Linked DNA regions of Homo sapiens: region 2 is linked to region 1. A link is an interaction called in ENCODE POLR2A ChIA-PET data of the cell type or tissue named here. Cell type or tissue: GM12878. All regions are shown on one strand. Each heading gives the region's core, and the rest is flanking DNA. Links, peaks and the distances in the headings are about the cores only. Region 1 has its middle 31 kb from the start of PLEKHG3. Region 2 overlaps MTHFD1 (methylenetetrahydrofolate dehydrogenase, cyclohydrolase and formyltetrahydrofolate synthetase 1).

Region 1 (15,248 bases), core at 3,318-11,317:
AAAGTGCAGGGATTACGGGCATGAGCCACTGTGCTGGCTTTTTTTCTACTCAAGATAGTACTTTACACATGTGGCAATTTAAATTTACATGTTACTCAATTACAAATTTTTAAATAAAAAAATCCAGTTCCTGGCCAGGCACGGAGGCTCACGCCTGTAATTCCAGCACTTTGGGAGGCCAAGGCAGGCAGATCACTTGAGCCCAGGAGTTCAAGATCAGCCTGGGCAACATGACGAAACCCCATCTCTACTAAATAATACAAAAATTAGCTGGGCATGGTGGTGCATGCCTGTGGTCCCAGCTACTCCAGAGGCTGAGGCGATAGGACCACTTGAGCCCAGGAAGGGGAGGTTGCAGTGAGTAGTGAGCGGGCCACTGCACCCTAGCCCGGGCGACAGAATGAGACCCTGTCTCACAAAAAAAGAAAAAAAAAAAAAAAGAGACAGGATTTCACTAGGTTGCCCATGCTGATCTCAAACTCCTGAGCTCAAGCAATCCTCCTGCCTCAGCTAGCACTGGGTCAGAGTTCCAGAAGCCGAATTTCTAGACACGGGTATAGCCATGGTGTGGGCGGGGTGGAAAGGCAGTGAGTTCTCCATTACAGGGCACTTCACTCAGGGCCTGGAGGACACCCTGCCTGGGATGCTACAGTGTGGCCTCTTGCTTCAGATAAGGGAAGAGCCAGCCCAGATGAGTTCTAATGTCTCTTTTATTTCTGAGATCCAGATCCTGGGCCTGGAACTGCTACAGCCAGAAGGGTTTCTATAAGACACAGAAGCAGGACCCACAGATTTTCGCTGTCTTGGTTTTCAGCATCACAAGACTCTGGCTCCTTTTCTAGATTCAGAGTCTGGCCCCTGGCCTCTGGCCCAGGCTGCCTCCCTCTACCAGTTCCAGGGCTGGGGGCTGGGGCCTCTGAGAGCAAACGGGCGTGTCAGAATGGGGAAAGTGACTGGGGCTGGCATGCAGAGTTGAGAGTCTAGCTAGTGAGCTGGGACTAATGAACCTGAGAAAGAACAGGTCCAAACAGGCCCCAGGGAGGCTTCGGGAGCCAGGGCCCAGGCCACAGAGCTGAACAAATCACCGTGAGTCAAGCCGGGCAGGAGATCACGCTGCCCTGTCCCTGGGCTAGGCTTTCACTCATGCTTCCTGGGATATAAGCATGAGGGCTGGAGGTATAAGCACAGGCCTGCTAGGACTGTGGCTCCATTTAAGGGGCCAGAGAGAGTGAAAACGTGGTGACTACAGTGACAAGTGAGAGTTTACTCATCATTGGATGTACAGAGAAAAGGGAGGACTTGATTTCTTCAGAAGTATCATAAATTGCTACAGGGTTAGGCTGAAGAGCCTAGGCTAAGGTCCTGTGTATCCACCAGAGGGACGCACAGAATTGGGCTCCTCTGGGAGGGGAAGAAGAAAGGAACTCGTGTGTGTTTAGTGCCTGGCACCATGTTGCATGTTTTCTCCAGCTTACACTAAGGTGATGTTGACTATGTGCCAGGCATTGTCCAAGTACCCCACACACTAGTGAAGGAAGCTACGACACAGAGAGGGTTTGTAACCTGTCTGAGGTCACTCATCTGGCAAGGAGTGGAATTCAAACCCAGGTGCCCAGGTATTCTGGCTCCAGAACCAGGCTTTCCCCGCTCTGCTGGCTACTTCTCTAGGGCCCATCTTCATTTCCAGAACAACCACCGGGAAGAGTATCACGACCTCCATTCTTAAAAACGCAAAGCTCAGGCTCAGCGCAGTTAAATGACTTGCCCTCGGTTGTGCCATTAGCCAGCCTCAGAGCCAAGATTCAGCCCTGGGTCCGTGTGACCCCAGTGCTCTTTCTGCCACCCCACACTGAGTCTCCAGGAGGGAATGAGATGAGGATTTATTTAGCACAGCTACTTTTAAAGTCACAACATACAAATTTTGTTTTTAAAGAAACAAAGTGGCTGGGTGTGGTGGCTCACGCCTGTAATCCCAACACTTTGGGAGGCCAAGGTGGGAGATCCCCTGAGGTCAGGAGTTCAAGACCAGCCTGGCCAACATAGCGAAACCCCGTCTCTACTAAAAATACAAAAATTAGCTGGGCATGGTGGCACGTGCCTGTAGTCCTGGCTGCTCGGGAGGCTGAGGCAGGAGAATTGCTTGAACCTGGGAGGTGGAGGTTGCAGTCAGCCTAGATCGCTCCACTGCACTCCAGTCTGGGTGACAGAGTGGGACTCTGTCAAAAAAAAAAAAAAAGAGAGAGAGAGAGAAAGAAAAAGAAAGAAAAGAAAAGGAAAGAAAAGAAAAGGAAATGAAGCAATAAAATCTCTGTGAGAACCCTCGTGTAATCAGGCTAGATGAATTGTCTGGGCTTCAAACAAATCAGCAGTAAAAAGAAGCAAGGCTTTTATTGAAATTGATTCCACGCCATTGTTATTGTAACTTCAGGTGTCAGCTGCTGTTGACATAGACTGCATCATCCCAATGGCATAGGTGAGAGGAACAGGGTTTGACAAAAAGAATCCTTTGTGGAGTTGACCCATTTTCCAGCTTGAGAAAAAGTTCAATCAGCTCTGAGTTAAGTTTCTGCCTCTGGTGTCTTCTCATCATCCCCTGCCCACAGCCTGGTTCCCCACCACTCCCCCTACCTACCTCATCCCTCTCTTGTGTCTAGAGGTCAGAGTGGTAGAAAGAGCTGTGCACTTCGAGTCAAAGGACCAGGTCTAGTTTGTGTGTGTGTGTGGTTTTTTGTATGTTTGTTTGTTTTGTTTTGTTTTGTTTTTTAAGACGGAGTTTTGCTCTTGTTGCCCAGGCTGGAGTGCAATGGCTCAATCTTGGCTCACCACAACCTCCGCCTCCCAGGTTCAAGTGATTCTCCTGCCTCAGCCTCCCGAATAGCTGGGATTACAGGCATGTGCCACCACGCCGGGCTACTTTTGTATTTTTAGTAGAGACGGGGTTTCTCCATATTGGTCAGGCTGGTCACGAACTCACAACCTCAGGTGATCCACCCGCCTCGGCCTCCCAAAGTGCTGGGATTACAGGCGTGAGCCACCATGCCTGGCCTGTTTGTTTTGAAACAGAGCCTCATTCTGTTGCCCAGGCTGGAGAGCACTGGTGCTATCTCAGCCCACTGCAACCTGCACCTCCTAGGTTCAAGTGATTCTCCTGCCTCAGCCTCCCAAGTAGCTGGGACTACAGGCGCTCGCCACCACGCCCGGCTAATTCTTGTAGTTTTAGTAGAGATGGGGTTTCACCATGTTGGCCACGCTGGTCTCAAGCTCCTGACCTCTGGGGATCTTTCCACCTCGACCTCCCAAAGTGCTGGGATTACAGGCATGAGCCGCCGTGCCTGGCCCAGATCTAGTTTTGTCACCAATTAGCTGTGTGAGGTTGAGTGAGTCACTTAACTTCTCTGAGACTCTCTGGAAAGTTGGAACCCAGTGATCTTCAAGGTCTTGACTAGCTCCAGGGCTAGTGCTTGTCGTTATTCATTCAATGGGCTGGCTTGAGTCAGGCATTGTGCTAAATGCTGGGGAAACTGAGGTTACTAGTGCCTATCGCTGGCTCCGAGGAGCTCACAGCCTAGCACTGTGACACAATTCCATGTGACAAGCATCCTAATGGAGGCAAGCTGAGACCATGCTAACCCAAAGCACAGCATTCTTGCTGGGAGGGATCAGAAAGGCCCCAGGGAGAAGGAGATCTCTGTGCTGTATGTCAAATTATAAGAAGGTGATGAGGGACATTGGAACAGGAGGAACAGCATGCACAAAGGCACAGAGCTGTGGACCAGCACAGCACACTAGGCCCCTGCAAGTCATGTGGTGTGGCTGGGGCAGAGGCTGCATGTAAAGGAGAAGGAGTCAAGTCTTCAGAGATGGGCAGGGGCCACATCACACCGGCACAGGGACCTACAGAGGATCGGCAGTCTGACATGTTTGGAAACCACACCAGTGGCAAGAAGGATGAGCAGTGGCAACTTCGGGGGTCAATCAGAAAATCATTCCAAAAGCCAGAAAGACTGAGGGACTCCACTAAGGCAGTAGCAGTGGGCATGGGAGAGAATGCAGAGATAAAAATTGTTCTCATTTAAAGAGGAAGAATGTACAGTGACAGAGTGGGGGCAGAAGTCAAATAAAACAAGGGGTCCCAATTTCTGACAGTGGTGCCTGGGTGGATTAGAAACACAAAAGGATGAAAGGCTTGGGGGAAAAGATAATCAAATGTGTGTTGTATGTCTGAATGGATGAAACTCCTCTAGTTTAGAAAACTTGTATTATTTTAAAGGGCATTTAGAAATGATTACCTTGGCTAGGTGTGGTGGCTCACACCTGTAATCCCAGCAATTCAAGAGGCCGATGTGGGAGGATTGTTTGAGCCCAGGGGTTGGACACCAGCCTGGGCAACATGGTGAAACCCCATCTCTACAAAAAATAGAAAAATTAGCCTGGCATGGTGGCACATGCCTGTAGTCCCAGCTACTCAGGAGGCTAGGTGGGAGGATTATTTGAGCCCAGGAGGTTGAGGCTACAGTGAGCCATGATTGCACCATTGCATTCCAGCCTGGGCGACAGAGCAAGACCCTGTCTTAAGGAAAAAAAAAAAGGCAAAACAAAAACATGACTATCTTATTCTTAAAACCCTACAGTAATGGAGATACTGTTTTGAACCACTTTCAAAACCATTTTCATTATCAGTAAGCCATATGCTGTCATTGCACCACAGGGCTTGTGTCCTAGGGAAGGAGAAAGGTAGATACCTTTCTAGAAAAATCCACAGGGCAGGGAAGAGGGAAAATATGAGGGAAAGGAAGTCTCTGAAAAACAGAAAGAGGAAGTGTGAACCCTCTGGAGCTTGAAAGCGGGTAAGTGGGGATGGACATCAGATGCCAGTGCTCTCTCACCCTTGTCAAACCTTGTCGGTGGCATGTACAACAGTAGAAAAACTCCACAGAGGTCAAGAGCATGTCAGAGACAAAAATGACATATGTTGCTAGGTGTGGTGGCTCAGGCCTGTAATCCCAGCAATTTGGGAGGCCAAGGTAGGAGGACTGCTTGAGCCCAGGAGTTCAAGACCAGTCTGGGCAACATAGTGAGACCTCATCTCTACTAGGAATAAAAAAATTAGCTGGGTGTGGTGGCTTATACCTGTGGTCTCAGCTACTTGGGAGGCTGAGCCTGAAGGATTGCCTGAGCCCAGAAGTTGAGGCTGCAGTGAGCCATGATTGTGCCACTGCACTCCAGACTGTGTAACAGAGTGAGACCCTGTCCCTCCCCACTCCAAAAAACCATGTGTGCCCCACTTTTTTTTTTGAGTTGGAGTCTCGCTCACTCTGTCACCCCAGCTAGAGTGCAGTGGCATGATCTCGGCTCACTGCAACCTCCACCTCCCAGGTTCAAGCAATTCTCCTGCCTCAGCCTCCTGAGTAGCTGGGATTACAGGCGTGTGCCATCACGCCCAGCTAATTTTTGTATTTTTAGTAGAGACAGGGTTTCACCATGTTGGCCAGGCTGGTCTCAAACTCCTGACCTCAAGGGATCCACCCGCCTCGGCCTCCCAAAGTGCTGGGATTACAGGCGCACCCGGCCGTGCCCCACTTTTTGATTGGAGCCCTGGAGCAGTCAGTCGCCTTCCAGCATGTCCTTATGTCCACCTGGAGTGGCTCCAGCAAAGTAGAGACAACAGCAAGGTGTGTTGAAGCTGGGACAGGGACCTTAGGTGTTCCACCCCTTTCACACTGCCCCACCTCAGTTCCCCTTGGCTTGAGTGCGGCTGGGAGAAACCCAGAAGTCCCTAGGAGGCCCTAGGGAATGCACAGGTGATTGAGAGCTGAGAGCCTGTGGACCTGCCTCAGGCTGAAGCCCAGAGATAAATGGAAAGCACTGGGGACATGGGAGGGGTTCCGGTTTGTATCTACAGGACCAGCAAAGCTGGCACAGGACCCACAAGCCGGGTAAACCACCAGGTCCTCCCAGCCAGACCCCTGACTGTGGATGTCAGCAGATGTAAAGGCCACTGAGGACCAGAGGGCAACACAGAGCCCTGCACCCAGAGTTATCCACAGGGTGGGGCTGGGAGCGGGAGAGGCAGGAAGGGGACACACCCAGAGAGGAGGTGACAGTCCAGGCAGGGACTTGGCTGAAATTTTATCCAAGAAGAGGCTGAACTAACTTAATAAAACTAACTAAATAAAACTTAATAAAGCGATTCTCCTGCCTCAGCCTCCTGAGTGGCTGGGATTACAGGCATGCGCCACCATGCCCAGCTAATTTTTGTATTTTTAGTAGAGACAGGGTTTCTGCATGTTGGTCAGGCTGGTCTTGAACTCCCAACCTCAGGTGATCTACCCACCTCGGCCTCCCAAACCTGAGAGGCGGAGGTTGCAGTGAGCCGAGATCACGACGTTGCACACCAGCCTGGGCAACAAGAGCGAAACTGTCTGAAAAAAAAACGTAACTTTCAATGAGTTTTGGCAAATGTGTACAATTGCGTAACTATCACCTCAGTTAAGATAAGGACAATTCCATCACCCCGAAAAGGTTCTTCATACCTTTGTGTAGTCAGTCATGCTCCCCTTACCCCCTCACCGACCTGATGTCCATCTCAGTAATTTGGCCTTTTCCAGAATTTTATATGAATAAAATCATGTAAAATGTAGCTTTTTTTTTTCTTTTTTTTGAGACAAGGTCTCACTCCTGTTGCCCAGGCTGGAGTGTAGTGGCAAGATTTCAGCTCACTGCAACCTTGACTTCCCAGGTTCTTGTGATCCTCCCACTTCAGCCTCCCGAGTAGTTGGGACTACAGGCACAACCGCCACACCCAGCTAACATTCTGTATTTTTATAGAGACAGAGTTTTGTCATGTTGCCCAGGCTGGTCTTGAACTAGGCTCAAGCAATCCACCTACATGAACCTCTCAAAACGCTAGGATTTCAGGCTTGAGCCACCGCGCCCAGCTTGTGCTAAACTTTTAAACGTTATTTCCTTTACTATCTCAGCTTCCTCCTCCTCCACTCAGCCTTCTCTGCGAATTGCTTTATATGGACAAAACTGGGACCAGCAGCAACCTCCACAGCTGCCCCAACCCCACCACCAGACCCTTGTGTGACAACAGTCCCCAGGGTCATGGGTCTGGATCGTTGACATTCTAATCTTATTGGTTCTCTGCAACACTTTCTTTGGGTTATTTCTCTCTTTTTTTTCCCCCACCTCTTAGGACACAGAAGCTCTTTCTTCAGATCCCCCCCACTTATAGCCCCCTCCTCTCCTCCTCACCTGTTGGCCCTCTGCCCTGGCAGCCTGGTTCCCCAGGGAATCCATGCACAAGGGCCTCCCTCCCTTCCATGCACTCCTCCCCTTCTGCACAATCTTCCTCCTCTCTTCTCATCGTCTGTCTTCTATCACCTTGTTTTCTGTGCCCAGGCCCTCTCGTGATCTCATTTGCCACAGATACACCCTGCTGCCCAGCTCCTGCCCGCAGGCATCATTTGATCGATGGGTTTGAGGTTTGTTGACAGTTGGGGTTTTTCTCTCTCAGTGAGGAAGAAGCAAGAAACCTCAACACTGCAATTTCCTCAACTCCCAGTGACGGTGACAAATTCTGAGGCTCCAGGGCGGGGGCTGTGTCTTCACATGCCCTGTGGAGTGTTGTCCTCACAGTGGTAAATAAATAAGGAGGTGAAAAGGTAAGACAAGAGGGAGCAGCATCTGTGCTTAGGGGCAGGGCTCAATTTGTCTGATGTGGGAGGACCTCAAAGGTGTCTCTCTTCTCACCTAGGCCAGACATTTGCAAGCTGACTGCCCTAAAGGAGCTGTACACACCTTCTTCATCCACCATGTGCCTTAGCAAAGGGTCACACCCAGGGAACTGAAGCTCTCTCTGTGTCTCTAGGGGTGGGAAGGCAGTGTCTGTGGTTATCCACCTCCATTCAGAGCCAAGTGAGTTCAGACTGCTGGGTTCTCGTCCTAAACTCTTTCACCGACTACCCCTGAGGCCTTGAGCAAGTGACCTAACCTCCTCCTCGTGCTTCTGTTTCCCCATCTTTACAATGACAGTCGTCATGGGGACAAATTCACTGGGTTGTAGTACAGATGGAATGAGAGCAAGCCGTCGCGCAGAAGACGTGCTCAACAAATGGAAACCACTGCTATCATTTTCATTCTTATTATCTCAATTTAGGAAACAAGGATCCCGACATTGCAAGCTATTCCAGGTGAAGCTAAAAAGAAGATAATCCCCAAGTCTCTGGGTAAAGAAACTCACTGCCACCCTCAATCAAATCAAAGCCAGATTCCGTGATGTTGGTAGTGAAGGGGAAGTCCCCCCAGGGGTGGGGTGGAGTGAGGTGTGGCTTTCCTTACCCATTGGTGGTACCAGTGAGACGAGGGAGAAATCTCCCAGGAAAGGTGAGCCTTGGAGGGCAAAACACAGCCAAGAGATCTAACCGCTTTTCCCATGTGGAGAGTCTCCTGCCAGCCAGAGCCAATCTCAGGAAATATGAGTTCGATTTTATTAAGGAAACCAACACGTTTCCTTCTGTCTAATGTAGCCTCTGTGTTATTCACATTGTTGGCTCCCAGGATGTGAAATGTCATCCTAGTACAGAACCCAGAAAAGAGTGGGCTGAATGTCTCTTTAGAGAGCTTTAGCCAACTATTTAAAAAAGTGGAGTCTACCTTCCTAACAGAGTTAATAATCACATGCCTTTATAGGAAGCAGTAGTAATAGTTGTGGTAATAATAACAGCTGACTTTTTCTCTTAGCAGTTGCAGTATAAGGTTCATAACCATCCTGTTAAGATGGTATTATTTATAGTCATCACTCAGTATCTTGCTGGGATTGGCTCCAGCACCCCCTTGGATACCAAAATCCACGGATACTCAAGTTTCTGATATAAAATGGTATAGTATTTGCATATAACCTAGGCACATCCTTCCATATACTTTTTTGTTTCTTTGTTTGTTTGTAACAGAGTCTTACTCCTTCGCCCAGGCTGGAGTGCAGTGTCATGATCATAGCTCACTGCAGCCTCAAACTCCTGTGCTAAAGCAATCCTCCTGCCTCAGCCTCCTGAGTAGCTGAGACTACAGGTGCACCACAGCACCAGGCTGATTTTTTTTTTAAGTTCTTATAGAGACAGGGTCTTACTAATGTTTACGAGGCTGATCTCAAACTCCTGGGGCCTTAGGCGATCCTCCTGCCTTGGCCTCCCAAAGTACCGTTATTACAGATATGAGACACTGTGCCTGGCCAACTTTCCTATACTTTAAATCATCTCTAGATAACTTATCATGTCAAATATTAATACAATGTAAATTCCATGCAAATGGTTGTTATACTATATTGTTTTTATCTGTATTATTTTTGTTGTATTGTTGTTTTTATTGTTGGGTTTTTTTCAATATTTTCTATCTGTGGTTGGTTGAATCCACAGATGTGGAAACTGTGGATATGGAAAGCTGACTGTATTAGAATTTTATAGAACAAGAAACTAAGGCTTCATTAATTTAAATAGCCTGCTAGGATCATAAAGATGGGAGGCATTCTCCAACCCTTGTTTGATTCTGGATTTGAACTTGGGTCAGCTTGAATTCAACGCCAGAGTGCCTAACAGTATTTTGTCTCTTAGAGGAGTCTAGATTGCAACTGCATTTCAACCTAGTAAGAAAAGCATGTATAAGATCTGCTTTCTTTCTGATCTCCTCTGGGTATTTGTTTTCTTATGAAAGTCTGAGAAAGTCGCAAAGTTCAGCCCCAAAGAATGAACAAGTGGTTCATTTCTGCCCCCTAGAGGAGGTAAGGAAGGTCATGGTTAAAATGAGTGTTCAGAATCGCAATAGATCCAGCCCTGCAATAGAGCCAAACCTAAAAACAAACTACTTTCAGTTCATGAAAGGGAGGTGATAATGGGTTAGGGATTATCTGGATCAAGAGTGAGAACAGTGTATCAGGGTCCTGCCTGGATATATACTGGATATATATATATATATAGTGTGTGTGGAGATATATATATATATATAGTGTGTGTGTGTGTGTGTGTGTGTGTGTGTGTGTGTATATATATACAGCTTGCATATATATATATACAGCTTGCATATATATATATACAGCTTGCATATATATATACAGCTTGCATATATATATACAGCTTGCATATATATATATATACAGCTTGCATATATATATATATACAGCTTGCATATATATATATATATATACAGCTTGCATATATATATATATACAGCTTGCATATATATATATATATATATACAGCTTGCATATATATATATATATATACAGCTTGCAAATATATATATATATATTTACAAGTATATATATATATATATATATATATATATATATATATATATATACACTGTTCTATCAGGGTCCTGAATAGACTCATTCTAGTCTAGTATTCAGACTAGAACTTTCATCTTTAACATGTGCCCCAAATGATTCTTTCACTAAGGCAACTTTGAGAAACAGGTGCATATAATTTATTCATCCAGCAAGGGCTTGAATAACACCTTCCATCCACAAGCCACTGTTACTAAGGCATTTGCTGGACCCCAAGGGAGTGGAGTCCACATCCCTGTCCTGAAGAAGCTTGGTCAATTACACTATCTCTCAGGGCCTTGCCTTTGTTATTGAGAAAATGGCTCATCTCTAAATGGTGTGAGAGCCAGGAGACCCATGTTGGACGTGCAGACAGGGTGCACTTTACTTAATCTCCTTGGACCTCAGTTTCCTTGTCTACAACATCAGAGGGTGAATACTCATCAAGCTTCCTCCTGTGGCAAGATTCTGAAGTTCCCAGGCCCTGTGGAGAGCGTACAGGGAAACCTTACTTAGGTGACCTGCTTAGGAGTCTGGTCTCCATGACTGTGCAGATCCACCTCCTGCCAAATGGCTCATGACAATCCCAGGAGCAGGCTGTGGTCTCCCTGATCCTGAGGTTCAGAGCTTTTGGTGTTCCCGTCACTGGCATTCACGCCACACTGTAGGAGCCTTCTTTTCATTGATGTAAACTCTGTTCACAAAAAGGGTCTGGGGAAAATAAAGTTGATTTGGAAAAAGAAATTTCTCTAGAAACCCAAATAAGGCTTCTTATTTCTAGAAACCCCCAAATAAGACTTCCTGAAATGTGGAGTCAGATGAACCAGCCTTTAAATCCTAGCTCTGTTACTCAATAGCTGTGTGATTTGAGGCAAGTCATCCATTTTAAACTTGGTCTCTTCATCTGTGGAATGGACATAAAAAGAGTACCCAAAGCTGGGTGTGGTGGCATGCACCTGTGTTCTCAGTGACTTGGCAAGAGGCTGAGGGAGGAAGGTGACTTGAGCCCAGGAATTTGAGGCCGTAGTGCACTACAATCATGCCTATGAATTGCCACTGCATTCCGGCTTGGGCAACATAGTGAGACCTCATCTCTAAAAATATATAGGTATAATAGAATAGTTTGTATCTCACTGAGTCATGGTGAAGATTAAATGAGACTAGACTAATACCTGGTGCATAATAGGTATGCTGAAATATTTCCTTTTTTTTTTTTTTTTTTTTTTGAGACGGAGTCTCGCCCTGTCACCCAGGCTAGAGTGTCGTGGCGCGATCTCGGCTCACTGCAAGCTCCACCTCCTGGGTTCACGCCATTCTCCTGCCTCAGCCTCCCGAGTAGCTGGGATTACAGGCGCCTACCACCACGCTCGGCTAATTTTTTTGTATTTTTTAGTAGATACGGGGTTTCACCATGTTAGCCAGGATGGTCTCGATCTCCTGACCTCGTGATCCGCCTGCCTCGGCCTCCCAAAGTGCTGGGATTACGGGCATGAGCCACTGCGCCCAGCCTATTTCCTATTGTTATTACGATTAATACTGCTGATGCTAGTTTTACCTTCAGAGACTGTTACAATTGGAAAATAAAGAAACAGTTCATAGTCAGGACCCCACCCAAGGATTTAGCACCCAAATCACTCCAGAGAACTCCAGCTCGACCTTGGCAGTCATCCAGGATGCCACATGTCCTCTCACTCTTGTTTAAAGATGTCCTAATAGAGCCAAACTTCTTTTGCCAAATTTCTCAAAATGAGTCCTTTAGTGGATCCTTGGGCTTATAGTACCACTACCACATCATCCAAGGGGCATGGCCATCTGGGTTTGAGGTTACAGAAAAAGAGAGGGGCCTAGGACCAGGGCCAAGGCAAGCTCATAGACACTCCTTGCAGGAGCAAGGTCAACAAGCAAGACCCATGAGGACTGAAATAAGGATCTACTTGACACTCAGATTGACTGCATTTGGAGAGCCAATAATTGCTGCCTTTGCCCTTATAATAAACTACAGCTTTTGAAGAAAATTTAAAAACAAAATAAAATCCACAAAAACATGCAGGCATTGCTGGGCAGCAGCAAACAAACATACTGGATTGTTCAGAAAGACTGCTAAGATCTTAAGAGCAAATTGTTTATAAACTGCAGAGAAAAGTTGTAATAAGAACTGGCTTCAGCACTAAAACACAGCTTTTGATTCTCCACCATCTCACTCCAACCCAAGAGAATAGCAGCAGCTGTTAGGTGTAAGGGAGCCTGTGGGCCTATTTAGGGGTGAGGGTAAGGTATAGAGGGGCACAGGCTCTCATCTCACAATTAACAAAGGGCCCCACATTCTGGCTTTTGACATTAGCTCCAGATGACAGGTCTGAAAGAAGCAATGTTCAGGATAGAACTCTCAACTTGTGTTCCTCACTGCCTGTAGAGCACTGTAAAATATTTAAAATGTACCCTGGAATTATCATGCAAAAACACATTACCTTTACTATTTTTTTCTGTGATAGAAGTATTAATTTGTCAAATGTAAACATTTAAAATACACCACAGTAGCATGCACCTGTGGTTCCAGCTACTTGGGAGGCTGAGGTGGGAGGATTGCTTGAGCCCAGGAGGTTGAGGCTTCAGTGAACCATGATCGCGCTACTGCACTCCAGCCTGGGTGACAGAGTGAGATTCTGTCTCAAAACAAACAAACAAACAAACACACAAACAAAAAACACCACCGCTCTCACCATCTTTTGGTGGGGGGTGTTGGCATTTCTTCATATTTTAATATACTAGGAACCTCAAAAAAATGGAAGTAACTGTGGGTCACTCTTGTCTTCTGAGAGGCCCTGGCACAGACCTGGGGATGGGAGTGAAGAATCAGGGCAGCCCTGGATGTAACTGTCTCTCCTGCAGAAGTGGTTGCTCCCTAGTCCAAACAGGTTTTTATCAGAATCTCTTTACTTCTCCATAAGAGGTAAAGATCAGTCCTCACCTTCTCATTCACCCACGGAAGAGACGCATTGCAAGGACAAACCCTGAAAATGTTGCTGGTCCAACCAAACTGACAGGGCCCCTGAGTATATCCACAAGAGGAGTGCCTGGCACCAGCTCTACACCCATCTTAGCAGGGTATGAACCACAGACAGCACTTTCCTGGGGGGAGGGATTCTTGACTGTTCTACACCATGTCCCAGAGAATACCAACAAGTTTTCTTTTACCTCTTATGTAAACTTCCAAAGCCTATGATAAAATAAATCAAAATTCTAACCCAAGCATTCACCATCTGCCCCATCACCATATAATTAAGATGATGTACTTAGCCTTGAAATACAGAACTTTTCTGTTAGCCTGTCACAAAAGGTTCACAGTTTCCCTCTCTGGCTTGGATATGGTTTGGATATTTGGCTCCTCCAAATCTCATATTGAAATGTGATCCCAGTGATGAAGGTGGGGCCTAGTAGGAGGTGTTTGGGTCATGGGGGCAGATCCCTTATGAATGGCTTGGTGCCCTCCCCATGGTAATGAGTCCTCACTCTATGAGTTTGTAGAAGATGTGATTGTTTAAGACAATGTGGCACCTGCCCCGCACCTTGCTCCCTCTCTCACCATGTGACAGGCCTCCTCCCCCTTTGCCTTCCATCCATGACTGTAAGCTTTTTGAGGCCCTCCCTAGAAGCAGATGCCAGCATCATGCTTCCTGTACAGCCTGCAAAACCGTGAGCCAAAAGAAACCTCTTTTCTTTTTTTTTTTGAGACAGAGTCTCACTCTATTGCCCAGGCTGGAGTGCAGTGGCATGGTTTTGGCTCACTGCAACTTCCGCCTCCCGGGTGCAAGAGATTCTCCTGCCTCAGCCTCCCGAGTAGCTGGGACTACAGGCATCCACCACCATGCCTGGCTAATTTTTGTATTTTTTAGTAGAAACCGGTTTCACCATATTGCCCGGGCTGGTCTCGAACTCCTGACCTTGTGATCTGCCTGCCTCAGCCTCCCAAAGTGCTGGGATTACAGGTGTGAGCCACCATACCCAGCTACCTCTTTTCTTTACAAATAACACAGTCCCAGGTATTCCTTTATGCCAACACAAAGGAACTAACACAGACTTCCTCTCTTGAAGTTAATAAAAATGGATGATGGACACAATCCAGCCAGAGTGCTGGCAACCAACACCCAGTCACAGATAAATCACAGCTACACCCTTTTCTCACACGGGGTGCCAACATTGCAACCTTTAGATGCAATCTTTTTTCATGAACTGTAACCAGCAGGAACATCCAGGAAGAATTACAGAGTTGATCCAGAGCTCCCAGAGTTTCTGTCTTTTTCAGTGATGAATCACTCACTCGATAAATATATTTTTAAGGCAGTATTTTAAAAATTGAGGTATAATATACATAACATAAAAGTCACCATTTTAAAGTTTACAATTAGTTTTCTCTCTGTGTGTGTGCGTGCATGTGTGTGTGTGTGTGTGTGTGTGTGTGTGTGTGTGTGTGTGTGTTTAGACAGGGTCTCACTCTATCTTCCAGGCTGTAGTGCAGTGATGCAATCATGGCTCACTGCAGCCTCAACTTCCCAGGCTCAGATGATTCTCCCACTTCAGCCTCCTGAGTAGCTGGGACTATAGGTGCATGCCACCACCCCTGGCTAACTTTTTTGTGTGTTTTTTTGTATGGACTGGTACTTTTTGTTACTTAGGTTAGTCTCCAACACCTGGGCTCAAGCAATCATCCTGCCTTGGTCTCCCAAAGTGCTGGGATTACAGGCATGAGCCACTGCACCTGGCCTATGTGTTTTAATATATTCACTGTCTTGTGCAACCATCCCCACTCTCTAATATCAAAGCATATCTGTTATCACAAAACAAAACCCCATACCCACTATAGTTACTCCCTATTACCTCCTGCCCTTAGTCTCTGGTAAACCATCAATCTACTTTCTGTCTTTATGGA
Region 2 (15,224 bases), core at 2,864-10,863, 270 kb after region 1:
AGCTACTGGATCACTTGAAGCCAGGAGTTTGAAACCAGCCTGGCCAACATGGTGAAACCCTGTCTCTACAAAAATATAAAAAATAAGCCGGGCATAGTGGCGCATGCCTGTAATCTCAGCCTCTCAGGAGGCTGAGGCATGAGAATCGCTTGAACCCAGGAAGCGGAGGCTGCAGTGAGCTGAGATCATGCCACTGCATCCAGCCTGGGCAACAGAGCAAGACTCTGTCTCAAAAAAAAAAAAAAAAAAAAAAAAGCGGGGACAGGTGCGGTGGCTCACGCCTGTAATCCCAGCACTTTGGGAGGCTTGAGTGGGCAGATCACTTGAGGTCAGTAGTTTGAGACCAGCCTGGGCAATATGGGCAATTAAAAATACAAAAATTAGCTGGGCGTGGTGGCGCATGCCTGTAGTCACAGCTACTCAGGAGGCTGAGGCATGAGAATCGCTTGAACCTGGGAGGTGGAGGTTGCAGTGAGCCAATATTGCACCACTGCACTCTAGCCTGGGCGACAAGAGTAAAACTCTGCCTCAAAAATAAAATAAAATTAGCTGGGCATGGTGGCTCATGCCTATAGTCCCAGCTGCTCAAGAGGCTAAGGTGGGAGGATCACTTGAGCTTAGGAGGTTGAGGCTACAATGAGCTATGATCACACCACTGTGCTGCAGCTGAGGCAAAAGAGTGAGACCCTGTCTCTAAAAATACAATACAATAAAATAAAAAGAGCTAAGAACTCTAATAACTTATTACAGCAATAATACCCATGTTACAATCATCCAAATCAAGATGTAGAGCAGCAATGTCCAATCATCTTTTCTGCGATGGCAGAAATTTTCTATAATTTGCACCTTACAATACAATAGCAGCTACTTAATCCTTGCAAAGTGGCTAGTACAACCAAGGAAGTGAATTTTTAATTTTATTTCATTTTAACTAAATTCAAATAGCCTCATGGGGCTAGTGGCTCCCATACTGGACAGCGCATATATGGAACATTGCCATAACCTCAAGAAAGTTGCTTTATCCTCCTACAGTTTAGCATTAATCTCCCACCTACAGGCAACCACAGTTCTGACTTTAATCACCGCTGATTTGTTCTGCCTAGTCCTGAACCTCATATAAAAGGAATACATATTTGGTTTTTAGAATGCAGATAATTACAGGCCAAGGATCGGTTTTACCTATTTTTTTGAGACGGAGTTTTGCTCTTTTTTCCCAGGTTGGAGTGCAATGGTACGATCTTGGCTCACTGCAACCTCCGCCTCCCGGGTTCAAGTGATTCTCCTGCCTCAACCTTCCAAGTAGCTGGGATTACAGGCATGCGCCACCACGCCTGGCAAATTTTGTATTTTTTAGTAGAGACAGGGTTTCTCCATGTTGGCCAGGCTGGTCTCGAACTCCCGACCTCAGGTGATCTGCCCACCTCGGCCTCCCAAAATGCTGGGATTACAGGCATGAGCCACCGTGCCTGGCTCCAAGGATCAGTTTTAACAAACACAACAGATGATTTGGAAGCAAACAGTACTGCAGTCACACTTTGAGTACCAAATGTTCATCCCTGCACCATCTCCTCTGTGGGAGTCTGTGAAGAAAGAATACCTGGAGGTGCCAGGCGTGGTGGCTCACGCCTGTAATCCCAGCACTTTGGGAGGCCAAGGCGGGTAAATCACCTCAGGTCAGGAGTTCAAGACCAGCCTGGCCAACGTGGTGAAACCGCGTCTCTATTAAAAATATAAAAATTAGCCAGGTGAGGCGGTGGGCGCCTGTAATCCCAGCTACTCGGGAGGCTGAGGCAGGAGAATTGCTTGAACCTGGGAGGCGGAGGTTGCAGAGAGTCGAGATCGCATCATTGCTCTCCAGCCTGGGTGACATGAGCAAAACTGTGTCTCAAAAAAAAAAAAAAAAAAAATACCTGGAGGTCTTGGCTAAATGTGTCAGTCCCCAAAGCCCCCGTAAACCAAAACCAGAGAGGAAACCACTTCACCTTCCCTCTTCACAATCAACTCATAAAAGCTCACCTCAGATTCTGTGGTTGTTCTTGGTAACTTAATGTGAGTGGCTTTGATCCCAATCTGCAAAACAGACATTAAAAGCAGGTAAATGGCAAGACAACTTGAGATATTGAACCATTTCTTTTACAGACATGACTAACAAGCAAGGAGGTGTTGGTCATCATTTCACCCTTATATGTTCTGAAGAATGAGTCCCTCACTTCAACCCATTCATCATTCACTTGTTAATTGCCACCACTGCACTTCAGCAATGTCATGCTTGCTATTTCTTGAGAAAGGAAATTAAATCTTGGGACCCCAAATTCATTAAGTCAAAGGGAAAAGCCAAGCTGGGAACTGGGTCATGCAAATCTGCCTCCCCCTTTTTGGTTCCTAAATAAGATGTTACAAGATGAAAAGCTACATGCCTCCCCCATATTTTGCCCACAAAGAAATTCGTAGTGAGCTGCAACATCTTTATGATGTTTCTGTTAAAATTTCACCATGGCAATGTAAATCCCCCCAGCCCACCAGACACAAATGTATATCTGATTTTTCCCCTGCCCAATTCTGTCTATGTTATCTTATGTAAAATGCAGATTGCCTGCATTTTTCCTCTGCCCCACTTGTCTATATCGTCTTTTTTTTTTCTGGTTGGAGCTTCACTCTTATTGCCCAGGCTGGAGTGCAATGGCACTATCTTGGCTCACCACAACCTCCGCCTCCCAGGTTCAAGCGATTCTCCTGCCTCAGCCTCCCGAGTAGCTGGGATTACAGGCATGCGCCACCACACCCAGCTAATTTTTTGTATTTTTAGTAGAGATGGGGTTTCTCCATGTTTCTTAGGCTGGTCTAAAACTCCCGACCTCAGGTGATCCGCCCGCCTCGGCCTCCCAAAGTGCTGGGATTACTGGCGTGAGCCACCGCGTCCGGCCATCTGTCATCTTATGTAAAAAATGCAGATTCACTGAGCCAGAGAAGGTCATGAATGACTATTTTTCCCTACCCACCTCTTACATGAAAACGTGTACTTTTCAATAACCCACCCTTTCCTCTTTAAATTTGGAGAACTCGAAATCATCTTCGGAGAAAGGTATAGACCTGTCTCCCAGGTGTGTCCTTAATTTTGGCAAATAAATCTCCTAAAATGATCGAGACTTGTCACTTTCCTCAATTGACATCCTGCTCTTTGGGAAGAAAATCATTAATGAGAAAACAAAAACTCACGGGCAAACCAGAGGCCACAGATCTAACCCACCCATTTCTGACTTACAAAATAGATAAACTAATGTCTCCTGTGGGTGATAAAAGTTTTCACAGGGAGGACCAAAAAGGGCAAGGGGTAATCGATAGGACCCAGGTGGAGGTTGGGGAGGGTGATGGCACAGCTCTTCTGGCGTTACCTCTTCAGCAGCCTTCAGCTTCACATTTATATAAAGATTGGAATCATCTCTGTTGCCAACCTAGAATAATAAATGCATGCAAATCAGATGATTAGGGAAAGGCAAAGTGCACAGAAAAGCTTCTACAATTTTAGTTTTAATAAAAGAAATGTTTAATCATGCGACTCTTGTTGCAGAGAACTTTTACAGGAGTATAGGGAGGCTGTGGGGGCAGGAGGGATTATGTGAACACAGATGGTGTTACAGCCCCTCCCCTAAACAAGGCCCACCTGGTTCCCACTGCCAAACCCCAAACAGAAAGTAGAGGATATCTGCATCTGCACTGGAAACTAAGCAAGGATGCTGCAGGCCTACTAGAAACATGTGGGATTTCTGCTGCCATACCAGAAAAACAGAGTATGGAGGGCTGAGAAACTGTCATCAGGCAAGAAAAATGCCTGAGAGGCAGGAGCACCCAGAGGGCACATTCCACACCCTCTCCCCCACCCGCAGGGGCAATGGAAAGCTCCCTGGCCCCGCCACACAGACAATAGAAAGGAGGGTGGAAGGACCTCCCTCTAGTTTACACAGAATAAACAGCCAGGCAAGACAAAGGGCAATCTGCTGGCCCCAACACAGAGAGGAGGCCGGGTGCAGCAACTCAGGTCTATAATCCCTGCACTTTGGGAGGCCAAGGGAGGAGGATCGTTTGAGCCCAGGAGTTCGAGACCAGCCTGGGCAACATAGTGAGACCCCCCCCCCCATCTTTACAAAAAATTAGCCAGGCATAGTGGTGCCTGCCTGTAGTCCCAGCACTCAGGAGGCCAAGGTGGGAGGATTACTTGAGGTCAAGAGTTTTTCCATGATTGCACCAGTGCACAGTGAGTCATGGTACTATGCCTGGGCAGCCTGGGCAACAGAGAGAGACCTTGTCTCTTAAAAAAAAAAGAGAGAGACAGGGAGAAACTTGTAGTGCAGAGGCTAAATCCTTTGAACCACCATGCAGTGTCTCACTATGTTCCCTCTGTTTCTTTGACCATGAACATATTTATAGTTTATCATTATAACCATTTATTTGTAAAATTTTATTGTACTAATATTGTTTCATGCTCCAGTGGTTGGTATTTCTCCTTCTCAAGGTTGATACATGCTACCATAAGTTGTGTTTCTCCCAGAATTGCAGAGGGTATCACAGAGGGAAAGGTGGTGGTCCCTTCATATCAAAGACAACTGAAGCACAGCTCCTTTTAACAGGACCATGGCAGAGAAAGAAGCCGGCTTTTGTAACACAGGATTTTCTGAGCTTGTCATATTGGTGCTATTACTGGACGCTCTCCTCAGATCTCAGGACATGGCCTGAATCTTAGCTTCAGTTGTCCCTTATACAGACAGTTCTCAGTTTTGTGGTGCTAATTTGAATTGCAAGAGCCAGAAGAGTCCTTTGAGGGGAATTCTACCTTTTTTTTTAATGGGTTATTTGTATCTAAGTACATTAGATGCTTCTCGTAGGGGCTTCCCTAGACTTTTCGTGCCTCTCATGTTTCCTCTTTGGTCACTTTCTATGTATGTTCTTTGCCCCACCACCCAACCCTCACTGGTTCAGTTACCAGATTTGATACATTCCGGAATTTTTAGATCAAAGTAGGAAAGGAGGTGGTTCTAAATACAAAAGTATTATTTTTTTACAATTTCATTCATATTTATACCTACCACTAGTTATTTAGTCTTAACTCTGAGATTAAATTGTTTTATCACTTGCTGCCAGTAAGGAAGCCACAACTTCTCTGTTCTAGAATTTATCTTCATTCATGTTTCAAGTAAGTGAAATGTAACTTATAAGTCAGTTTTCCAGGAAAGGTAGGTGGACATGTTTCTAAGTCTGTATAACTGAAAATATTTTTCTGCTGTCCCTTGCACTTGACTGGCCTTGCCTGATTTGGAGTGACAGCATTTTCCTTCGGAGATGTTGTCTTTGGCATCTAATGTCACACAGGAGAAGTCTGAAGTCTCTCGCTGTTGTTGTTCCTTTACATGTAACTATTTTCGGCCTGAATATTTCTGAAGGAGTTTGTCTAAAACACTAAAACTACAACCAGTTCCAGAAAGAAAACTTAATAGTTATAGTTATGAGCGTATGTCAAAGTTTTATTGGAAAAGACATCTAAAAGCCAATTCAAAGAGTCACTCTTAGTATAGGTTTTATTTATTTATTTATTATTTTTGAGACAGGGTCTTACTCTGCCACCCAGCCTAGAGTACAGTAGCATGATCATGGCTCACTGCAGCCTGCAACTCCTAGGCTCAAGCAATCCTCCCACCTCAGCTTCCCAAGAAGCTAGGACTACCAGTACACGCTGCCACAAACAGCCAATTTTTGTATTTTTTGTAGAAATGGAGTTTCTCTATTGCCCAGGCTGGTCTCAAACACCTGGGCTTAAGCAATCCTCCTGCCTCAGCCTGCCAAAGTGCTAGGTAGGTGTGAGCCACCACACTTGGCCAGTATAGGCATTTTATAGGGGAAAGTGGTTATAGAACCATTGATAGACTAGATGCAAAAAGAATGTTTAAAGAACGTGTATTCTGGCCGGGCATGGTGGCTCACGCCTGTAATCCCAGCACTTTGGGAGGCTAAGGCGGGCAGATCACCTAAGGTCAGGAGTTCGAGACTAGCCTGGCCAAGATGGTGAAACCCCATCTATACTAAAAATACAAATATTAGCCAGTCATGATGGTGTGCACCTGTAATCCCAGCTACTTGGGAAGCTGAGGCAGGAGAATCCCTTGAACCCCGGGGGCAGAAGTTGCAGTGAGCCAAGATCGTGCCATTGCACTCCAGCCTGGGCGACAAGAGTGAAACTCCATCTCAAAAAAAAAAAAAAAAAAAAGAATGCTGATTTCTCCTTGAAGGTGGCTGAGTACTACATCATCCAAAAAAGATCCTATTCCAGAACAGGTTAGGGACACTTTTTTTTTATACCAGGAGTCTGCAAACTTTCTGTAGAGGGGCAGACGGTGTATATTTTAGGCTTTGTGGGACACATACCGTGTCACAGCAGCTGCTGCTATTGCTTTTTTAACTCTTTATAAACTGGGCAGCATTTGGATACGGGCCACAGTTTACTAATCTGTGTTCTACACCGTAAGATATCTTGGGTATTGGTCTACTGGTTCATTTTTCTTTCTGTTTCAGAAAACCTTATGAAGATACAGGCTAGTTGAGTTTATTAACTGTATTCTGTCCATGTATTTTGTGAGGACTGAATGAGTTACTATACATAAAGCACTCTGAATAGTTCCCGAATACTGTTAAAAATCAGTTTTTTGGCCAGGTGCAGTGGCTCATGCCTATACTCCCAGCACTTTGGGAGGTCAAGGTGTGTGGATTGCTTGAGCCCAGGAGTTAAAGACCAGCCTGGGCAACATATCGAAACCCCATCTCTACAAAAAATACAAAAATTATCTGGGCATGGTGGTGTGCCTGTAGTCCCAGCTCATTTGGGAGGCTAAGGTGGGAGGATCCCCTGGGGGACAGGGGAGGGCAGAGGTTTCAGTGAGCAGAGATCACATCACTGCACTCCAGCCTGCATGACAGAACAAGATTCTGACTCAAAAAAAAAAAAAAAAGAGAGAGAGTGAGAGATACTAATGAGGCTATGGGGCTGAGGCTGTATTTCTATCACCTTACCAGAAACTTTTTTTTTTTTTTGAGACAAAGTCTTGCTCTGTCACCCAGGCTGGAGTGCAATGACACGATTACAGCTCACTGCAGCCTCAACCTCCCAGGCGTGAGCAATCCTCCCAGCTCAGCCTCCTCAGTAGTGGGGACTACAGGCAAGCACCACCACAACCAGCTAATTTTTGTATTTTTTTGGAGACAAAGTCTCTCTATATTTCCCAGGCTGGTCTTGAACTCCTGGGCTCAAGCAATCCACTCGCCTTGGCCTCCTAAAGTGGTGGGATTACAGGCGTGAGCCACCATGCCTAGCCCATTAGTATCTCTTATAATGAAAAGTCAAGTCTTAATTTCCTATAAATATTCAGTTATTTGGGAAGTTACTCATCCACTTTATTAAAAAAAAATGAAAACTCAACTTTTAAATATATACTTGGGCCAGATCATGAATGTTCTTGAATGCATTGCTAAGGAATTAGGAAAACAAAGGGGAAGAACAAATGGGTTTTAGAGACAGATCTGGGTTCATTTCCCAGACTCAGTCCCTTCCTGACTGGCTTTGGGCAAGCTACCCAAGATCTTTGAGCATGAGTTACTATGGCTATAAGGGGACATCTCCTACATCGTAGGGTAGTATAAAACATAGAACGATTAGAAATATAAACAAACAATTTGAATTATTGTAGACACTCTATATAAGTAGTACAGGTTGAAGATCCCTAACTCAAAAATCCAAAATCAGTCAGGTGCGGTGACTCGGCACTTTGGGAGGCCAAGGCAGGTGGATCACTTGAGCTCAGTCTGAGACTAGCCTGGGCAATATGGAGAAATTCTGTCTCAAATACTAAAATTAGCTGGATGCCTGTAGTCCCAGCTACTCAGGAGGCTGAGATGGGAGGATAGCTTGAGCCTGGGAGATCCAGGCTGCAATGAACTGTGATCACACCCCTGCACTCCAGCCTGGACAACAGAGTGAGACCCTGTCTCAAAAAAAAAAAAAAAAAAAACCACAAATAAAAAATGCTCCAAAATCAGAAACTTTGAGCACTGACAACGCCAAAAGTAGAAAATTCCACACCTGGCCTCATGTGATGGCTTACAGTCAAAACACAGTTAAAAGTGCATTTCATGCAAAATATTATTAAAAATATATAAAATTGGCCGGGAGCAGTGGCTCATGTCCGTAATCCTAGCACTTTGAGAGGCCGAGGCAGGCGGATCACCTGAGGTCAGGAGTTCAAGACCAGCCTGACCAACATGGTGAAATCTCATCTCAACTAAAAATACAAAAATTAGCCAGGCGTGGTGGAACACACCTGTAATCCCAGCTACTCAGGAGGCTGAGGCAGGAGAATCACTTGAACCCAGGAGGTGGAGGTTGCAGTGCGCCGAGATCGTGCCATTGCACTCCAGCCTGGGTGACAAGAGCAAAACTCAGTCTCAAAAAAAATAATAATAATAATAATTATTATTATATATATATATACACACACACACATATATATAAAATTACCTTCAGTCTACAAGTATAAGGTATATAATGAAACACAAATAAATTTTGCTTTAGAATTGGATCTCATCCCTATGTATATACAGATTCCAACATCTAAAACACTCTTGTCCCAAGCATTTCGGATAAGGGATACTCAACTTGTACTATCATTCTGGTAAAGGATGGAGAGTGAGTGTGGCTGGATAGATTGTGATCAGACTTGCATTTTAACAAGGATTGCAATTGCAGTCAGGAGGACAGACAGGAGGTATATAGATAGAACCCCAAATCATTAAGCAGGTAACTATAGTGGCCCCAGGGTTGGGAGAAATAGGAATCAAGGGGAGGCAACAGATTCCAAGAGTTGATGAGAGGCACAATCAATAGGACAATAGCCCCTAACTGGATGCAGGGAGTGAGGAAGAGAGCTCCTAAGGAGACGGCCTCAGGCTTCTAGCTCAGGGAATGTGGGAAGATGGTGGTGCCAGCACCACAGCGAAAAAGACTAGAGGTCTGAGGCAGGGAGATGTGATTACAACATATTATATAAACCTTGTATCACAGAAAGCTGTTGACTCTGGTGCTAAAGTACAAAATTAAAAGATTCTACCACTGTTTTATCAGCAAGGACGTAGGAGACGAGCTGTAGAACAGTGTTTATGTAATAAAAACATTTGTAATCAATAAATTTAAAAAACAAGGTTGGAAGTCAGTTTTTAAAATGGAGGAAAAAAAACACCCCCAATGTTGCTTTAAAAAGGGTATACTTCTTGCCTATGACATTTACTCTTTCTACAACAAACAATTTGCAAAAATAAGCCAAGAAATAACCAGCCACCAAATGTACCAGTATACACCCACAATATATACTTTTGATTCTTAGTAATTTGCAAAAAAGGGAAAATCCACCACAGCAGAGAACATGCCAGGCAGAGAGTGACAGGCCTTCTGTGCTTTTCTTCTCAGCTAAGCCCTCTTAGACAAACAGCAGAGGAGGAGAGGGGAATATTTAAGTACTATTCACTTTGACTTTTTTTTTTTTAAATTGAGACGGAGTCTTAGGCTGGAGTGCAGTGGCACAATCTCAGCTCACTGCAACCTCTGTCCCCCAGGTTCAAGCGATTCTCCTGCCTCAGCCTCCTGAGTAGCTGTGATCACAGGTGTGCACCACCACACCTGGCTAATTTTTGTATTTTGAGTAGAGATGAGTTCTCACCATGTTGGCCAGGCTAGTCTCAAACTCCTGACCTTAAGTGATCTACCCGCCTTAGCCTCCCAAAGTGCTGGGATTATAGGCATGAGCCACCGCACCATGCCCACCTTGACATTCTTGATGAACAAGGGATAGAAATTTAGCAAGGGATTAAATGATCTATTGGAGACATACAAATAAAGAGATTGAGAAGGAGACTATGTCCAACTTGGGTGAAACTCTGATGGGAGTTTCAAATGAAAGCCGTGAGTTTCCTGTCATCCAAATCAAGATTGCAAACATTCCTTCATACATTTGTCCGTAAAAATATGTATTGAATATCTCCCTACTGGGTGAATCTGGAGCTCAGGGAAGAAATACTGGATAGAGACCTAAATTTGGAAGCATTCCCTCATGAAGCTATGGGACTGGGTGAGGTTACTTAGGGAAAGAATAAGATGGGGAAGAGATCTCAAGGGTGAGCCCAAGGCATTCAAATGGTTTAGGTATTAGGGTGATGAGCAACAACAAGCAAAGGAGACTTGAAGGTGGGAAGGAAACCAGTGGTGTCCCAGACCAAGAGCCTGGAGCTCAGAAGAAATCTAGATTTAGAAGTCACTGGCCTGATAGATGAAACTGCCTAAAATAATGGTTCTGATAATGTGGCCCACACACTCTTGAGGGACCCCAAGACCTTTTCAAAGATTTATGAGGGCCAGACTAGCTTCATAATAATACCACTACAATGTTGTTTGCCTTTTTCATTGTGTTAACGTCTGTACCGATGGTGCAAAAGCAATGGTGTGTAAGACTACTAGTGAACCAGCACAAATCAAGACAATGGCTTTGGACTAGTAGTCAAGGTATCCTTCACTACCACACACTCCCAGTAAAACTAAATGCCAGTTTCACTAGGACCACCCTTGATGAAGAAATATACATTATTAATTTTCTTAAACTTCAACTTGGCCGAGCACAGTGGCTCATGCCTGTAATCTCAGGACTTTGGGAGGCCAAGGCGGGAGGATCACTTTGAGCCCAGGAGTTGGAGACTAGCCTGGGCAACAAGGCAAAAAACCGTCTCTACAAAAAAATACAAAAAATTAAGGCCAAGCGCAGTAGCTCATGCCTGTAATCCCAGCACTTTGGGAGGCTAAAATGGGAGGATCACTTTGGGTCCCAGAGTTCAAGACCAGCTAGGGCAACAAGGCAAAAAAAAACTCTACAAAAAAATACAAAAAATTAAGGCTGGGCGCAGTGGCTTACACCTGTAATCTCAGCACTTTGGGAAGCTGAGGCAGGTGGATCACCTGAGGTCAAGAGTTCGAGACCAGCCTGGCCAAAATGGTGAAACCCTATCTCTACTAAAATTACAAAAATTAGCTGGGCGTGGCACCTGTAATCCCAGCTACTCCAGAGGCTGAGGCATGAGAATCACTTGAACCCAGGAGGCAAAGGTTGCAGTGAGCTGAGATTATGTCATTACATTCCAGCCTGGGGGATAGAGCGAGATTCTGTTTCAAAAAAAAAAAATTAGCAGGGTGCAATGGCAGGTGCCTGTAATCCCAGCTACTCAGGAGGCCAAGGCAGGAGAATTGCATGAATCTGGGAGCGGAGGCTGCAGTAAGCCAAGATTGCACCACTGCACTCCAGCCTGGGCGACAGAGCAAGACTCCGTCTCAAAAAAAAAAATTAGGCATGGTGGCGCATGCCTGTAATCCCAGCTACTCTGGAGGCTGAGTGGGAGGATCACTTGAGCCTGGGAGATGAAGGTTGCAGTGAACCAAGATTGTGCCACTGCACTGAGTAACAGTAAAACTCTGTCCCAAAAAAGTAAAAAATATATATATATAAATAAACCTCAACTCTTGAGTGCATGTGTTTTTAATAGTCTATGTAAGGAATTGGGAAGCACTCATAATGCACTTCTGCTATATACAGAAGTACAGTGGTTGTGGTTGTTACTAAAGCATTAGTGCTTTTTTATTTTTATTTTTATTTTTTTTTGAGACAGGATCTCACTGTCACCTAAGCTGGAGTACAGTGGCATGAACACAACTCCCTGCAGCCTCGACTTCCTGGGCTCAAGTGATCTCCTGTCTCCCTCTCATGTAGTTGGGACCACACCTCTATACGACCACTCCTGGCTCATTTTTTAATTTTTTTGTGGAGATGGGATCTCACTTTGTTGTCCAGGCTGCACTTGTGCTTTTTTGCCTTGTTAGCTGAAACAGATGCATTTTTATATGAAACACCTACTTGAAATAACAACTGACAAGCAATGATTATTCAGGCTTGAGTATTTGACAAATATTTTCTCAAAAATGAATAAAGTGAAACTGGTATTTCAAGGGAAACAATTAATTGTATTTGTTGCCAATGATAAAATGTGAGTTTTTGGGTGAAAATTAAAATTTTTTATCCACCCCTGTGAGCTTGACAGCTTCTCAATACTTGAAAACTTCTCTGATGAGCTTGTTGGTGATGTTAATGATTCCAATTCTTTCATATTGCATAATGAAATGTTAACATTTGGAAGATCTGCATAATTCCGGGAACTATTATTTTCCAAATGAGGAACAAAGGATGTTACAAAACCATGCATGGGGTAAATATTCATTCCAAATGTAACATTTTGATGTAACAAAGTGTGCAAGTCTGAGAAGATGTAACAAAGTATCAAAGTTCACTGATAGAGTTTCAGATTCTACATTGCAACTAATCTTTTAAAATTTACTTACTGAGTCCTGGTACAACATCAAAGAAAAATACCCACAATTACCTGGAAGGACTGTTAAAAAAATTCTTCCCTTTTATAGCTACACATCTGTATGAAGCCAAATTTTCTCCATATATTTCAATCAAACCAGCACACAGCAAAAGACTGAATGCAGAGGCAGATAGGACTCCAGCTCTCTTCTACTAAGCCATACAGGAAAGAGGTGTGCACAAATATAAAATAATGCCCCTCTTTTCACTAAATTTTCTTTTTAAAAAAGTTTTTGTTCCATAAAATGTTATTTATGTTAACATATAATAAATGAGCTCACTATTGGCATTTTTAAATGAATAAACATTTTTAAAACTTCCTAATTTCTCTTTTTTTTTTTTTTGAGACGGAATCTCTCTGTCGCCCAGGCTGGAGTGCAGTGGCACAATCTTGGCTCACTGCAACCTCCACCTCCCGGGTTCAAGTGATTCTCCTGCCTCAGCCTCCAGAGTAGCTGGGATTACAGGCGCCCACCACCACGCCCAGCTAATTTTTGTGTTTTTAATAAAGATGGGGTTTCACCATGTTGGCCAGGCTGGTCTCAAACTCCTGACCTCAGGTGATCTGCCCACCTCGGCCTCCCAAAGTGCTGGATTACAGGCAGGAGCCACCGTGTCCGGCCAAAACTTCCTAATTTCTAATATAGTAAACATTAATGGATAAATCTGTATAAACAATAGCTTCTTGAGGTCTTACATCTTTAAGAGTGTAAACGGGGCCAGGTACAGTGGCTCACGCCTGTAATACCCATGCTTTGGCAGGCAGAGGCAGGAGGACTGCTTGAAGCCAGGAGTTCAACGCTACAGTGAGCTATGATTGCACTACTACATTCCAGCCTGGCAACAGAGTAAGACCTTGTCTCTCAAAAGTAAATAAATAAATAAATACATTAAATTAAAGAAAAAAAAGATTGTAAAGGGGCCCTACTAAGACCAAAGGTTAAGAGACACTGGCCTAGAGAAAGGGTATCCACAGAGAAGAGCAGAGGGCCAGGATATGCCAACATTTAGAAGCTGAGCCAAAGGGGGGAGCCTGCCAAGAGAGACTGAAAAGGCATGAGATTACACAACAGCCAAAAAAAAAGGAGGAAAGTAGAGGGAGAGGTCTGAAATGATACTGAGAAATCAAGCAAAGACAACATTAATGAAAATACACTATCATAATACCTGTAATATTGCCAGGCGTGGTGTGAAACCAGGTACTTGCTCCTTCAACTGAGTGACTTGATTTTTCAGTCTCGCCCTTATTTGCCTAGAGAAAAAGGAAAGGGTGGGGTTAACACTGAATGTTTCAAGCACAAATAAGTGATGCAGATTATTAGATGTATTTCTCTTTTATTTGTTTGTTTGTTTATTAACACAGGGTCTCGCTCTGTCACCCAGGCTGGGAGTACAGTGGCACAATCAAAGCTCACTGCAGCCTCGACCTCCTGGGCTCAAGCGATCCTTTCGCCCCAGCCTCCTGAGTAGCTGGGACTTTACAGGTCTGTGCCACCACACCTGGCTAATTTTTGTACTTTTGGTAGAGATGGGTTTCACCATTGCCCAAGCTGGTCTTGAATTCCTGGGCTCAAGCGATCTAGGACCTCGGCCTCCCAAAGTGCTGGGATTACAGGCGTGAGCCACTGCACCCGGCCTGTATTTCTCTTTTTTTTTGAGACCAAGTTTTGCTCTCATTGCCCAGGCTGGAGTGCAATGGTGCGATCTCAGCTTACCACAACCTCCACCTCCCAGGTTCAATCGATTCTCCTGCCTCAGCCTCCCGAGTAGCTAGGATTACAGGCATGCGCCACCAAGCCTGGCTAATTTTGTATTTCTAGTAAACGTGGAGATTCTCTATGTTGGTCAGGCTGGTCTCGAACTCCCGACCTCAGGTGATCCCCCCACCTCAGCTTCCCAAAGTGCTGGGATTACAGGCGTGAGCCACTGCACCCGGCCTGTATTTCTCTTTTAAATCAAAAACACTGGCCAGGAGCAGGCAATGGTTCATGCCTGTAATCTCAGTACTTTGGGAACCTAAGGCAAGAGGATTGCTTTAGAACAGGAGTTTAAGACTATCCTGGGCAACATAGTGAGACCCCATCTCTACAAAGAATAAAAAATTAGTTGGGAGTGGTGGCAGGCCCCTGTAGTCCCAGCTACTCAGGAGGCTGCGGCAGGAGGATGGCTGGAGCCCAGGAGGTTGAGGCTGCAGTGAGCTATGATGGTGCCATTGCACTCCAGCCTGGACGATAGAGCAAGACTGTCTCCAAAATAAAATAAAATAAAATAAAAACACCACTGAATGGACATTATCTGGTTTAATATGTACAGGAACTTCCCAACAATTTTCCAGGCCTCAAGTAGATGTGAATCTTTTTCTTTTTTCTTTTTTTTTTTTTTTTTTTTGAGATGGGGACTCGCTTTTGCCCAGGCTGGAGTGCAATGGTGCGATATCTGCTCACTGCAACCTCCACCTCCTGGGTTCAAGCGATTCTGCTGCCTCAGTCTCCTGAGTAGCTGAGATTACAGGCACGTGCCACCACGCCCGGCTAATTTTTGTATTTTTAGTAGAGATGGGGTTTCACCATGTTGGTCAGGCTGGTCTCGAACTCCTGACTTCGTGATCCACCCATCTCAACCTCCCAAAGTGCTGGGATTACAGGCGTGAGCCACTGTTCCCGGACACGTGGATCTTTTCTTACTCCCACTGACACTAACTGAGCCACAGGGTTCAGGGATAATTGA

The links. Peaks named below come from ENCODE experiments on the same cell type or tissue, not always from the same donor. Only the 100,000 strongest peaks of a DNase experiment are listed, where the experiment ranks them.
Region 2: POLR2A ChIA-PET joins it to region 1 with 7 read pairs; 1 of 35 experiments calls an interaction of 5 or more read pairs at or near these places.

What each region holds. Positions count from the first base shown.
Region 1 is chr14:64,666,229-64,681,476 of GRCh38, reverse strand. No RefSeq gene overlaps it. Among named protein-coding and RNA genes, the nearest start is that of PLEKHG3, 31 kb to the left of the region's middle. RefSeq lists enhancers at 969-1,513, 5,090-5,590, 5,591-6,091. In GM12878, for the core only: a CTCF peak has its summit at 9,762 (motif pointing left); DNase peaks (open chromatin) are centred at 4,806, 7,596 and 9,746.
Region 2 is chr14:64,399,318-64,414,541 of GRCh38, reverse strand. It overlaps MTHFD1 (methylenetetrahydrofolate dehydrogenase, cyclohydrolase and formyltetrahydrofolate synthetase 1), which reads right to left. Exons shown (of 28, transcript NM_005956.4): 2 at 13,665-13,749; 3 at 3,393-3,452; 4 at 2,017-2,070. Among named protein-coding and RNA genes, the nearest start is that of MTHFD1, 19 kb to the right of the region's middle. In GM12878, for the core only: no CTCF peak of the experiment used is centred there; a DNase peak (open chromatin) is centred at 4,881; H3K27ac peaks cover 1,763 bases.